Linked DNA regions of Homo sapiens: region 2 is linked to region 1. Evidence: read pairs that join two places in POLR2A ChIA-PET (ENCODE). Cell type or tissue: GM12878. All regions are shown on one strand. Links, peaks and the distances in the headings refer to the core of each region. The heading gives the core; the rest is flanking DNA. Region 1 has its middle 6.8 kb from the start of AGAP5. Region 2 overlaps SEC24C (SEC24 homolog C, COPII component).

The links. Peaks named below come from ENCODE experiments on the same cell type or tissue, not always from the same donor. Only the 100,000 strongest peaks of a DNase experiment are listed, where the experiment ranks them.
Region 2: POLR2A ChIA-PET joins it to region 1 with 5 read pairs; 2 of 35 experiments call an interaction of 5 or more read pairs at or near these places.

Annotation. Positions count from the first base shown.
Region 1 is chr10:73,702,266-73,707,646 of GRCh38, forward strand. It overlaps the pseudogene BMS1P4-AGAP5, the pseudogene BMS1P4 and the pseudogene RNA5SP320. Among named protein-coding and RNA genes, the nearest start is that of AGAP5, 6.8 kb to the left of the region's middle. In GM12878, for the core only: no CTCF peak of the experiment used is centred there; no DNase peak of the experiment used is centred there.
Region 2 is chr10:73,758,181-73,763,561 of GRCh38, forward strand. It overlaps SEC24C (SEC24 homolog C, COPII component), which reads left to right. Exons shown (of 23, transcript NM_198597.3): 4 at 1,442-1,614; 5 at 1,838-2,206; 6 at 2,533-2,669; 7 at 5,310-5,381. Among named protein-coding and RNA genes, the nearest start is that of POFUT4, 11 kb to the right of the region's middle. RefSeq lists an enhancer at 1,595-1,694. In GM12878, for the core only: no CTCF peak of the experiment used is centred there; no DNase peak of the experiment used is centred there; H3K4me3 peaks cover 536 bases; H3K27ac peaks cover 2,903 bases.

The DNA of each region.
Region 1 (5,381 bases), core at 121-5,120:
AGCTGGGACTACAGGCACCCGTTACCATGTCCGGCTAATTTTTTGTATTTTTAGTAGAGACGGGGTTTCACTGTGTTAGCCAGGATGTTCTCGGTCTCTTGACTTCGTGATCTGCCCACCTCGGCCTCCCAAAGTCTGGGATTACAGGCGTGAGCCACTGCACCCGGCTAGACTTTAAAAAAAAAAAAACTACTGTGGGAAAAAGGATATTATGTATAGAAAAGTCTACACTTCTTGATACAACTAACTAAAAAAAGCCTGATACACTAAACAAAACCCAAATAATGTCTTCCCTAAAAGTGGGTAACTTGAAAAGCAATTCAAGCAAAAATCAAGGAGTTCAATTATAAATATCAACAAAGTGAAAGATGGGTTTAATTTTTCCCACAAAAAGTTAAAAGAAATAACAGCAGCTTTAGAGGAAGAGGAAAAAATGAGAAAATTATATGCAGTTGCAAAATGTGTGAATATTTACAAACTCTAACATATAACTACAAAACGGACCAGAAGAATCATTATCATAGGAAGCAAAGGGTCATTTCAAAAATCAGAGGAGGGATGATTCATATTTAATTTAATTCTGTGGAAAAAATTTAAGTAACGTTTGAGGACAAAAATAGGTGATGTGTTGAAATGCGGGAAACCACAGTGGAAGGAAAAAGAATTCAAGAAAGCTCAGTTTCAGTAACCAGTATCCAGTAAAAATCCTCAGGACCTAGAGGCTACAATCTACATTAATAGTGTCTGAAGACCTAGAAATGTCATTAAATACCATTTTGGATAATTCTTGTAGACTTGAGATGATGTCTATTTAAAGTTACAAAATAGTGCCCATATTTCTGTATTCATTACAGAAAACAATTGGATATGGAAAAGAAACTAACATGCTATGCCACAATCTCTAAAGAAAGATTAGGGAAGTTTCAGCTTAAAGCAAGAATAATCACAATAAAGTTTTACAACCCTTTGCAAGCATATATGAAAAACATACAAAAAGTTTGTAATGATCTTTTCTTAAGCTAAGAGAACAGAAAAAATGAGAAAAATTAAATTATAAAATGAAACTTTGGTTTAGAGGTAAGAAACATTTGATGACAGTCAAGAGATCAGGGTTGTACAGTGTATTATGTGAATGTTGTGACTCATTGGTTTCATCTTGGATATCATAACTTGACATTTTGTAAAAGTGATTTTTCATGGGAGTTTTTTCAGGTGCCCTATAAAGTCCTGTCCCATGAGAAGCGAATAATAGTCTTCCACATTCTTGAGATATCTTAATGAATAGCATCTTCTACAGTCTTCCATTGTTTTGACCTTGGAGAGACACTCATTAGTGACTGTTAAGGTACCTGAGTTATTAGGTGCCTGTAGACTATGCCCAGTGATATGTGCATTAGGTACATGCTCCCTAGCTGTGCTGACACTGACTGAAGCTGTGAGGTTTCACAATGACATGTCAGCCAAATACATATGCTCAGATTTACCATTTATCAAGAGGTGTTCACACTATCAATTGTGCAATTATCATTCTACACACAGGAGTGATAAACGGAGTAAAAAACCACAGCCATGGATCGGGAGACCAAGGTACCTCCAGAGGAGTCCAGTGGGTCCAGAAGCCCTTTGGATGTTGGTCAGAGGCTCCTCTTGGGCAGAGATCACAGCAGCAGCCAACAGGTCTGGAGAAGTCCTTAGAGTTCTCATGGACAAAGTTTGTGAAGGCATCTTAGACAAGATCTTGTCTTTGCTGGTTTTATGATCCTCTGCAGATGGGTCTATTCTCATTATCTCAGCCACCTTTCACTTCCTATCAGTTCAGTTCAGGTCTCTCATGATCCCAGGCAGCAGTAGTTGTTATCATGTGAGTTCATTCATATATGTTTATCTCTTTGGGGATGGGGGGACAACTTCACTGTGGACTTAATTCTACTGGAGATGAGTGACCCCATTTTAAGACAATAGGATCACAAATTATTATCACATATCATCAGGGCAGACAATAGCTACAACCTGGGGCTGAAAGCAGGTAACTCCATTTATTCTGCAAACATTCTGTCTTGATTATGGTGCCAGTTGCTGTGAGGGATTTCCTTTCCACCACCTGTTTTTCACAAGGTTTGAGTCTGAACTGTTAACATTCTACTGATTTCTGGGTGAAGGGACTGACTGCACCATCCTAGCCTGTCAGAGCACTTGCCCCAATACTTCCACTTTAAGAGTTTTCCACCTTGTCCAGAACTACAGTCCATTAATCCCCTCATTTTCTCTCTTAAGAGAATAAACAGGCCAGGTGCGGTGGCTCACGCCTGTAATCCCAGCACTTTGGGAGGCTGAGGCGGGTGGATCATCTGAGGTCAGGAGTTCGAGACCAGCTTTGCCTACATAGTGAAACCTCGTCTCTACTAAAAAAAAAATCACAAAAATTAGCAGGGCGTGGTGGCAGGCACCTGTAACCCCAGCTACTTGGGAGGCTGAGGCAGGAGAATCCCTTGAACCCGGCAGGCGGAGGTTGCAGTGAGCCAAGACTGTGCCACAGAACTCCAGCCTGGGTGACAGAGTGAGACTCCCTCTCAAAAAAAAAAAAAAAAAAAAGAGAGAGAGAGAACAACCCATGTCAAGTACACACCCACATCCCTCTTATCCCAAATACCAAACACACAAAAATCCAATCTGTCTCCTTCTACCTAAGCAATTGTAGATAGTCACTTTCCCATAATTACCTTAAGCTCCCTGACTTGCTGCTCGTCCTTTCTCTGGCAAAATCTCATCCTTGGATGAGCCCGACTTCGTGTTTGCTCAATGACACCACTCACCTGAACCAGAAAAAAATATCAAAAAGTGGTCAGAGATATCATCATAAATTCAAATTATTTACATAAAAAATTGGCCCTAAATGTTTCCAGAAATCAATAAAAGTTTTGTTTCTCCAAAGACATCATTTCTTCAGAAACCCAACGTGTATAACCTATTTTTTCTATGTTCTTCTAACATTTATTCAACTTCTCTCATCTGATATCTTGCCAAATCATTCAAAGAGAAAATATATCCCATTAGGCAAGAGCCGACCATATTCCCATCACCTGAGAAAATCATATGCACAGGATGCGCCCACCTCACCTTTCTCTGCCTCATCATGTCAGAAAAAGTACCCCTCCATTTGTCACAAGGCAAATCTGAGATAAAAGATTTAGATGGCCTGTAATTCCAGCACTTGGGGAGGCCAATGCAGGCAGATTATTTGAGTCTAAGAGTTCAAAAGAAGCCTAAGCAACTTAGGGAAACTGCATCTCTCAAAAAAATACAAACCATTAGCCTAGCATGGTGGTGTGCTGGCACATGCTTGTAGTCCCAGCTACTCAGGGTGGGGAGCACTGAGGTGGGAGGATCACCTGAGCTGGAAGGTTGTGGCTGCAGTGAGCCATGATCACGTCACTGCACTCCAGCCAGGGCAACAGATATTTTTAAAAGGCTCTTCTCTTTTAAAAATAATCAAATAAACAGGTGGCCATGAGGCTGAGGTGGCTGCAGTGCACTCAATTCCTCCTTAAATAAACCAAAACTTGACTCAGTGTAAATAATAAAAGGAAACTTAAGCTTAACCAGTCAGAAACCACCAACTAATATCTAACTAGAGACTTTCCACTGTAATGTTCCAAATGAGGCCACTGCTCCACTTTACCCAATCAAGTATTTTTTCTTCCACATTCACCATATAAAATTCTTCCCCCACCCTCCCTAAGCCTCTCTGTTGGAACTCTGAGCTGCTTGCAGTCTGGAGCTGCCTAGTTTATACATTTCTGAATGCTCAAATATATTTTCTAATGTTTCAAAGTGGCTCTGGTGTAGGAGGTTGTTGGTGGAGTGACCTGAGAGTGTACAGGAATCGAGGCCATATGAGATCTCTGGACTCTGCACTCCATTTTGCTGTGCACTCAAAACTACTCTAAAATAATAATATATCTTTAAAAATCTATAACTATCACGTAGCCCTTTTCAAGTCTCCAACTGGTTGGAGCCAGTTCGATTAAAGCTCAGAAAAAACTGGTTAATAAGCTAGTTCTGACCCAACTGGCAAGAAGCGTTAGGAAAGACCAAGGCCAGGGGAGTATATTGCACATGCATGCACCAGGAAACTGGAGGAAGCTTGGAGGCCCTTCAGCCTGGTCCTGAGCCCGCTGAAACTGCAGTTACAGGCACAGATGCCTGGGGCACCAATCTGAATCTGCCAACATCCAAGGCCACATGAACACAAATGCGCAGAGTCTCCTCTGCGATCAGTAGCTAAGGATGTTAGGCCATGATTGGACTAGGATGGGAGATGAACTGAGAACTATAGATTCTGTAGGCTTTTGTTGTCTCTTCCCACCCCCAAGCAACAAGTGATGAACACACACACACACACACACACACACACACACACCCACACACACACCCTGTAGTGACTAACAGGATCTCCCTCCAGGGAATTTGCAGAAAGGGGAGCAGAAAACATCCCAGGGGCCTTTCACAGCTACTTCCTTGAGCCCCCTTTCAGACAGTGCTGTCTAGACCTGTCTCAGCCCAAGCATCACCACCCTGATATGCAGAAGCTGGCATCCTTACCTGAAGTTCAACATCAAGAAATGATCTCTTCTACTCAACACTGATAGAAATACCTCTAAGCAACATCCTCATTGGCAGGGGTGGAGTGGGGGAGTTTGTTAAGAAGTGAGGCCTCTGTCTACCACCTAGACAACCTGGAAATTTCCATCTATGCCACAAAGTCCAAATCACTGGCCACTGCCCCAGTGTATGGCAGATTAGAACATCTCTCCATCGGATCTGGGTTTCTATTCCATTGAGTGAAATGGCTTTTCTATTACAGGAACAGAATAAGGGATCAAAAGGGTCTTACAACTGAACTCCAGTGTACAGTCTGCACAGACACTAGGCTTGTGCAAATATGACGCAGCGAGGCCCCAGGACCCTTAAGCCAGCTGAATGTACTGAGTTTCAGGAAACAGTGAGATACATTCAGCAAAACAGTGGGCTTCATGCTGAAAGAAGTCAATCCAAGTAAACACACATCACACACACACACACACACACACACACACACACAGACACCCTAGTGGCCAATAGGTCCTCTCACCAAAAACCTGCGATCAGGAGAGCAGAAAGCCTCCCAGGGCTCCACCACTGCCCTTTCTGGAGCCCCTTATCAGACGGCCAGCCTCAGGACAGCACTGTCTGATCCTGGTCCAGCCCAAACCGCCATCACCCTGTGATGTGGGAGCAGGCCACTTCACCAGAACCTCTGTGGCAGAAAATTTCTCTTCCTTTTAAAATGATGAGGGGGAACCTTCAGACAGTGTCCTGATTAGGGTGGGTGGAGAGGGGGG
Region 2 (5,381 bases), core at 212-5,211, 56 kb after region 1:
GCCAAGATCGCACCACTGCACTCCAGCCTGGGCGACAGAGTGAGACTCTGTCTCAAAAGAAAAGAAAAGAAAAAAAAAAGTAGAGACAGAGTATAGACCTATTCTTTTGTAATGTTTAGCTAAAAGGGGAGCAAAAGTTTGAGGGGGCTGTGAGGTAATTTGGTTGGATTTTTAAAAAGTTTTTTGAGATATAATTCATATACTGTGCAATTCGTCTGTTTAAAGTGTTTTTGTATATTTAGTGGTTTTTAATATATTGACAGATATGTGCTGTCACAATTTAGTATATTGACAGATATCACTACAGTCAGTTTTAGAACATTTTCATCATCTGAAGAAGAAATACTGCATTCTTTAACTACCCCTGTTTAGCTATTCCCCCATTCCCCTATTCTTCCAACCTTAAGCAACTCCTGATCTACTTTCTGTCTCTAAAGATTTCCCTATTCTGGACTTTTCATTAGAATAGAATCATATACTATGTGATATTTTATAACTGACTTCTTTAATTTAGCATAATATTTTCAAAGTTCAACTATGTTGTAGTGTATATTAGTACTCCATTCCTTTTTGTGGTTAAGTGGTTTTTCATTGTGTAGCTACATGCCACATTTTGTTTATCCATTCTTCTGCTGATAGACATTTGGGATGTTTCCACTATAGTTGGTTTTTGTGTGTGTGTGTGTGTGTGTGAGATGTTTGTATGTTTTTGTGCTGATGGGAATAATCAGAGAGGGAGACACTGAATGGAAAGTATATTGGAAAGACACTGTGGTAGACTGAGGCGGGCAGATTCGTTGAGCTCAGGAGTTTGAGACCAGCCTAGGCAACATGGCGAGACTCCGTATCTATAAAAAATGCGAAAACTAGCCACGCATGGTGGCGTGTGACTTTCGTTTCAGCTACTTGAGAGGCTGAGGTGGGAAGATCAGCTGAGCCTGGAAAGTTGAGGCTGCAATGAGCTGTGATCACACCACTGCACTTCAGCCTGGGTGGCAGAGTGAGACCCTGTCTCAAAAAAAAAAAAAAGCTGGACAATCAATCTGCATTTGTTTGATTTCATATTTATTAAGGTTCATGCATGCTTATGCGTGCCTTCCCTTTCAGTGCTTTCAGGGCTTCAGATTACAAAACTGAAGAGGTTTGTCAAAGAATTGAAGCAGAGGAAGCAGTAATTTAGTTAGCAGAGTAAATAGTACTTGACCTGAAGGTGCTTGGTTTATGTTTGTGGAGTGAGCTTAATGGAAAACAAGATTTGCCATGAATAATCAGGAATATAATTTACCCACAAATATACAAAAGTATGAAGCCATAAAAGAACTCAGGGTGTGAGAGTAAGATGTCACAAAACAATGTAGCTTCCTGTATGATGTGACACTTCTGTAGACTTCAAAGGGTGTCCTGGCCCCACTAGTCACCTCTGCTTGCTTTCTTTTCACAGGCTGCCTGGGTCTCAGCCATTTGGGTCCCCATTGGCCCCTGTGGGCAACCAGCCACCTGTGCTTCAGCCCTATGGCCCTCCCCCGACAAGTGCACAGGTGGCTACGCAGCTGTCTGGAATGCAGATCAGCGGTGCTGTGGCCCCAGCCCCTCCTTCTTCAGGGCTGGGCTTTGGTGAGTGGCTGTGAACACAGGAATGTTACTGTCCCCTGTTCAGAGGCATCAGACTCTGGGGTTATACCTGAATCTCTTTTATTTCCCTTGTATTTCCTGTGCCTCTGAGCCTCAGAAGATGGGACAGTCATATTTGCCCCTCTTGTGTGGAAAGGGAAGTGATATACCGAACAAGGAGGCAGAATGACTGGGCTTTTGACTCTACCTTTATTCTACTTCTCAGGCCCACCAACATCGCTGGCTTCAGCCTCAGGAAGTTTCCCTAACTCTGGTCTGTATGGCTCCTATCCTCAGGGCCAGGCTCCTCCCCTTAGCCAGGCCCAAGGTCATCCTGGGATCCAGACTCCCCAGCGATCTGCCCCATCACAGGCCTCCAGCTTCACACCCCCAGCTTCAGGGGGTCCTCGGCTGCCTTCGATGACTGGTCCACTCCTGCCTGGACAGAGTTTTGGAGGGCCCTCAGTGAGCCAGCCCAACCATGTGTCTTCACCTCCTCAAGCTCTGCCCCCTGGCACCCAGATGACTGGGCCCCTGGGACCACTGCCACCTATGCACTCCCCGCAGCAGCCAGGCTATCAGCCCCAACAAAATGGTGAGTCTTTCCCAAGGTCTGTCTTAGAAGCTAGAGGCTTCAGCTACTCAGGTGGTTTTTGATGTTTTTTATTTGTTTGTTTTTAGTATTACTTGCTAAGTGGTGAATTAGATGGGTAGCTTCAGGGTATTATTCCTAGGATATGGGGTTTGTAAGACATTATTTTTTCTTGTCGTTCTGATAACATGGTATTTTTCTGAATGTCTTTGCCAGGCATTAGTGTGCCTCATAATTCTATGTTTTTAGGAGTCTAGTCATTTTCCTGAGGCCTTAAGAAGAGATAGGGATGGGATTTTGAGTTCATCAACCTTGTGTCCTTGTCTCAGGTTCCTTCGGACCAGCCCGGGGCCCTCAGTCTAATTATGGAGGCCCCTACCCAGCAGCACCCACCTTTGGCAGTCAGCCTGGGCCTCCTCAGCCACTGCCTCCTAAGCGCCTGGACCCTGATGCCATCCCAAGCCCTGTAAGTAGAAACTTTCATGGTCCTGAGGAAGGGTTTGTGTCTGCCAGATAGGCAGGTCAATCTAGATGAAATGTTTGCCTAGCATTTTCTGATAATTTTCCCTTTTTGTTCATCTTCTTGGAGAACTTACATATAATTTGATTCTGAACTGGAACTTGAGGTTCTAGGAGTCTTTTGGGGGGCTGTTTTACTCTATAGCTGGGCAGAGAAGGAAGGGAAACCAAGAGTGAGCAGCAGCACCAGTAGATGTCTGAGGGCTGCACTCTGTCACTACTGTACATACATAGTATAGTAGCCTTTGTCCTTCTGTGGAGCAGTGACTGGGTCTTGTCCCCTTAGATCTAGAAGGATGGCATTCTTCCTAATGGGTAGAGCAGGTGGGAATTCTCTGATGTTAGATGTTAAGAGAAGGAAAGCCTCACTGGTTTCTCTGCTCTTACTTGGACAGTTTTAGGAGGAAGTCCCCAGTACTTTTGTTTGGTAGGCTTCTGCTGTGTGGATGGGGAAGAGTGAACGACAGTTTATGAGGGCAGTGTGTATGTAAAGTCCCACTGGAGAGCTGCTTTTTTCAGGAAGAGGGTGAATTGCACCCTTGGAGCCATCAGAATCCTCAGGCCCTCCTTATCAGACTCAGAATAGAGACTAGGACTGTACTGCCAAGTAGGGGCCACTTTATAGTTCCACCTGTAACATTTGCTATGTCAGTTACCTTGCCATGCTTAGCCATTGTCATATTCCATTCTGTTCTCGTCCCTCTTCCTCCTTTGGGTAACCAACACAGTGAGGGAGCCTGTTGGCCAAGGAGAACTCAAGAGGATTAAGCAGCCTCTCCTTCCTTCCCCCTCCTTCAGTGAGAAGGAGAGTCTGGTTGGACATGAAGGGAGGCTTCTTTCAGCATAAGATAGTCCTTAGAATGGGAGGTTTGGCCTTTTAGGGGGAACACTCCTCTTCTTCTTCCTTAAGGTTTCTTCCATTCAGCCTCAGCCCCTCCCTGTGTAACTCCTGCTTGCCTCCTGTTTGCCCCTTTCCTTATCTTTCTACATCATAGTCTGAGCCATTAAAGCCTCTGTGTTGGGCCAGAAAGACTTGGAATTTCATATCTAGAGGGGGCTTGATTTCAGCAATATGAGCTGGGCTCCAGCTGTTCATGTCTAACTCAACAGGGTTGAGAGAAGTAACATCTGCCTCTTGTTCTTTTGTCTCCCTCCTTGTATTCCCCTGCTGCATTTATTATTAAAACACTAAAAGCAACTCAGTGAGCTGCCTCCTCAGCAGAAAACCAGGCACAGAATAGACCCCGATGCCATTCCTAGTCCAGTAAGTGCAGGGGGTGGGTGTTTGTGCATGTCATTCCTGTGTTAGTGCCATCCATGCATGCCTGTGACCTCATCTTCACCTCATCTACCATGTCCATTCCTCCCCATTCTCTTCCTTTAGCCTAGCCCTTCTAGATACTCACTTATACAAGATAAAAGGATATGCATGCCTCAAGTCACCAGGTAATGAAGAGGTAGCAAGCTGTTTGCCTTGAGTATGGGGTGGTGGAAGGTCAGGCTCTAAGGGTGGGGTCAGGTGGCATGTCAAGCTTTGGCTTTAGTTCTGCTGGCACCTCCAGGAGCCTGCAGGTGATGTATGATGGAAGAGGACAAAGTTGAACGGTAGATCATTCCACTTTGGATTTGATTTGTCTGTAGCCTGTTGTGGAGAAATATTGGAGTAGGAATGTACAGATTCATAGTATCCCAAACTGGCATTTCTTACAGGAGAAGGGACTGCTGGTTTGGGAAAGTGTGGGTGCTTTCTCATCTGAAGAGTCTTTTTGACTCTGATATATTTCTAAGCTTCAACCTTTCTGCTATGGGATAGAGTCTTATTTGCCCTTTGCTTTTTCTGGTTTTCCAAACCCATCTTGAAGTAACTGACCAAAGGTCATTAGCCTGCATAAAGGTCTGAATACCAGCTTTGCAGGTCCTTTATTTTCCTTTGCTGAGTCTGTCAAAATGTGGAGGACTGAGGATTGAGCTATAAGGATTGGGTACTTCTCCTCTCCTCCTATATATACACATTGATGCTTACCTGAAAGTAAGGCAGCATCTGCTTCCTCACCTTACTTGATCATTTCTGGCTGTTTAAATCTCTCCTCACCCTGTCCCTTGTAATTTCATTGAGTGTAGAGTCATTCCAGGTAGATTCATTTTTACGTGGTTACTGTTGTCTGTTTTCCTGCTCTGACTCAGAATGTGTCTTGGGGAGAGGATCGGGGAAGGCATGATGGGGGAGGGGAATGGAATCTAATCATGTTTGAAGGTTTGTGATCAGAGCTGGGGCTTTTCCTGGAATGGGAGGAATGAGAGGGTGTTCACCATTGATGGGGGGTAGGGGGCAATTCATAAAGAAGCCCATTCTCATGTTGCCTGCCCAGCAGGCTGCTGGGAGTGAAAGATTGGCTGCTGTAGAGTGTAAGATTGGCATTACAGCATTTTATATGATCTCCAGAAGGAGAACAGGCCTGGTGTATGAGGTGTTCCTTGGCAAATTTTTAGTTTTTGTGTTACAGCTCTAGCCTTTTTCACTCTTGGCACTCTGGGACCTCACACTTCCTTTTTCTTCTGTCACCTCATTCATTGCACTTCTCTGCAGATTCAGGTCATTGAAGATGACAGGAACAACCGGGGTACAGAGCCATTTGTTACTGGAGTACGGGGCCAGGTG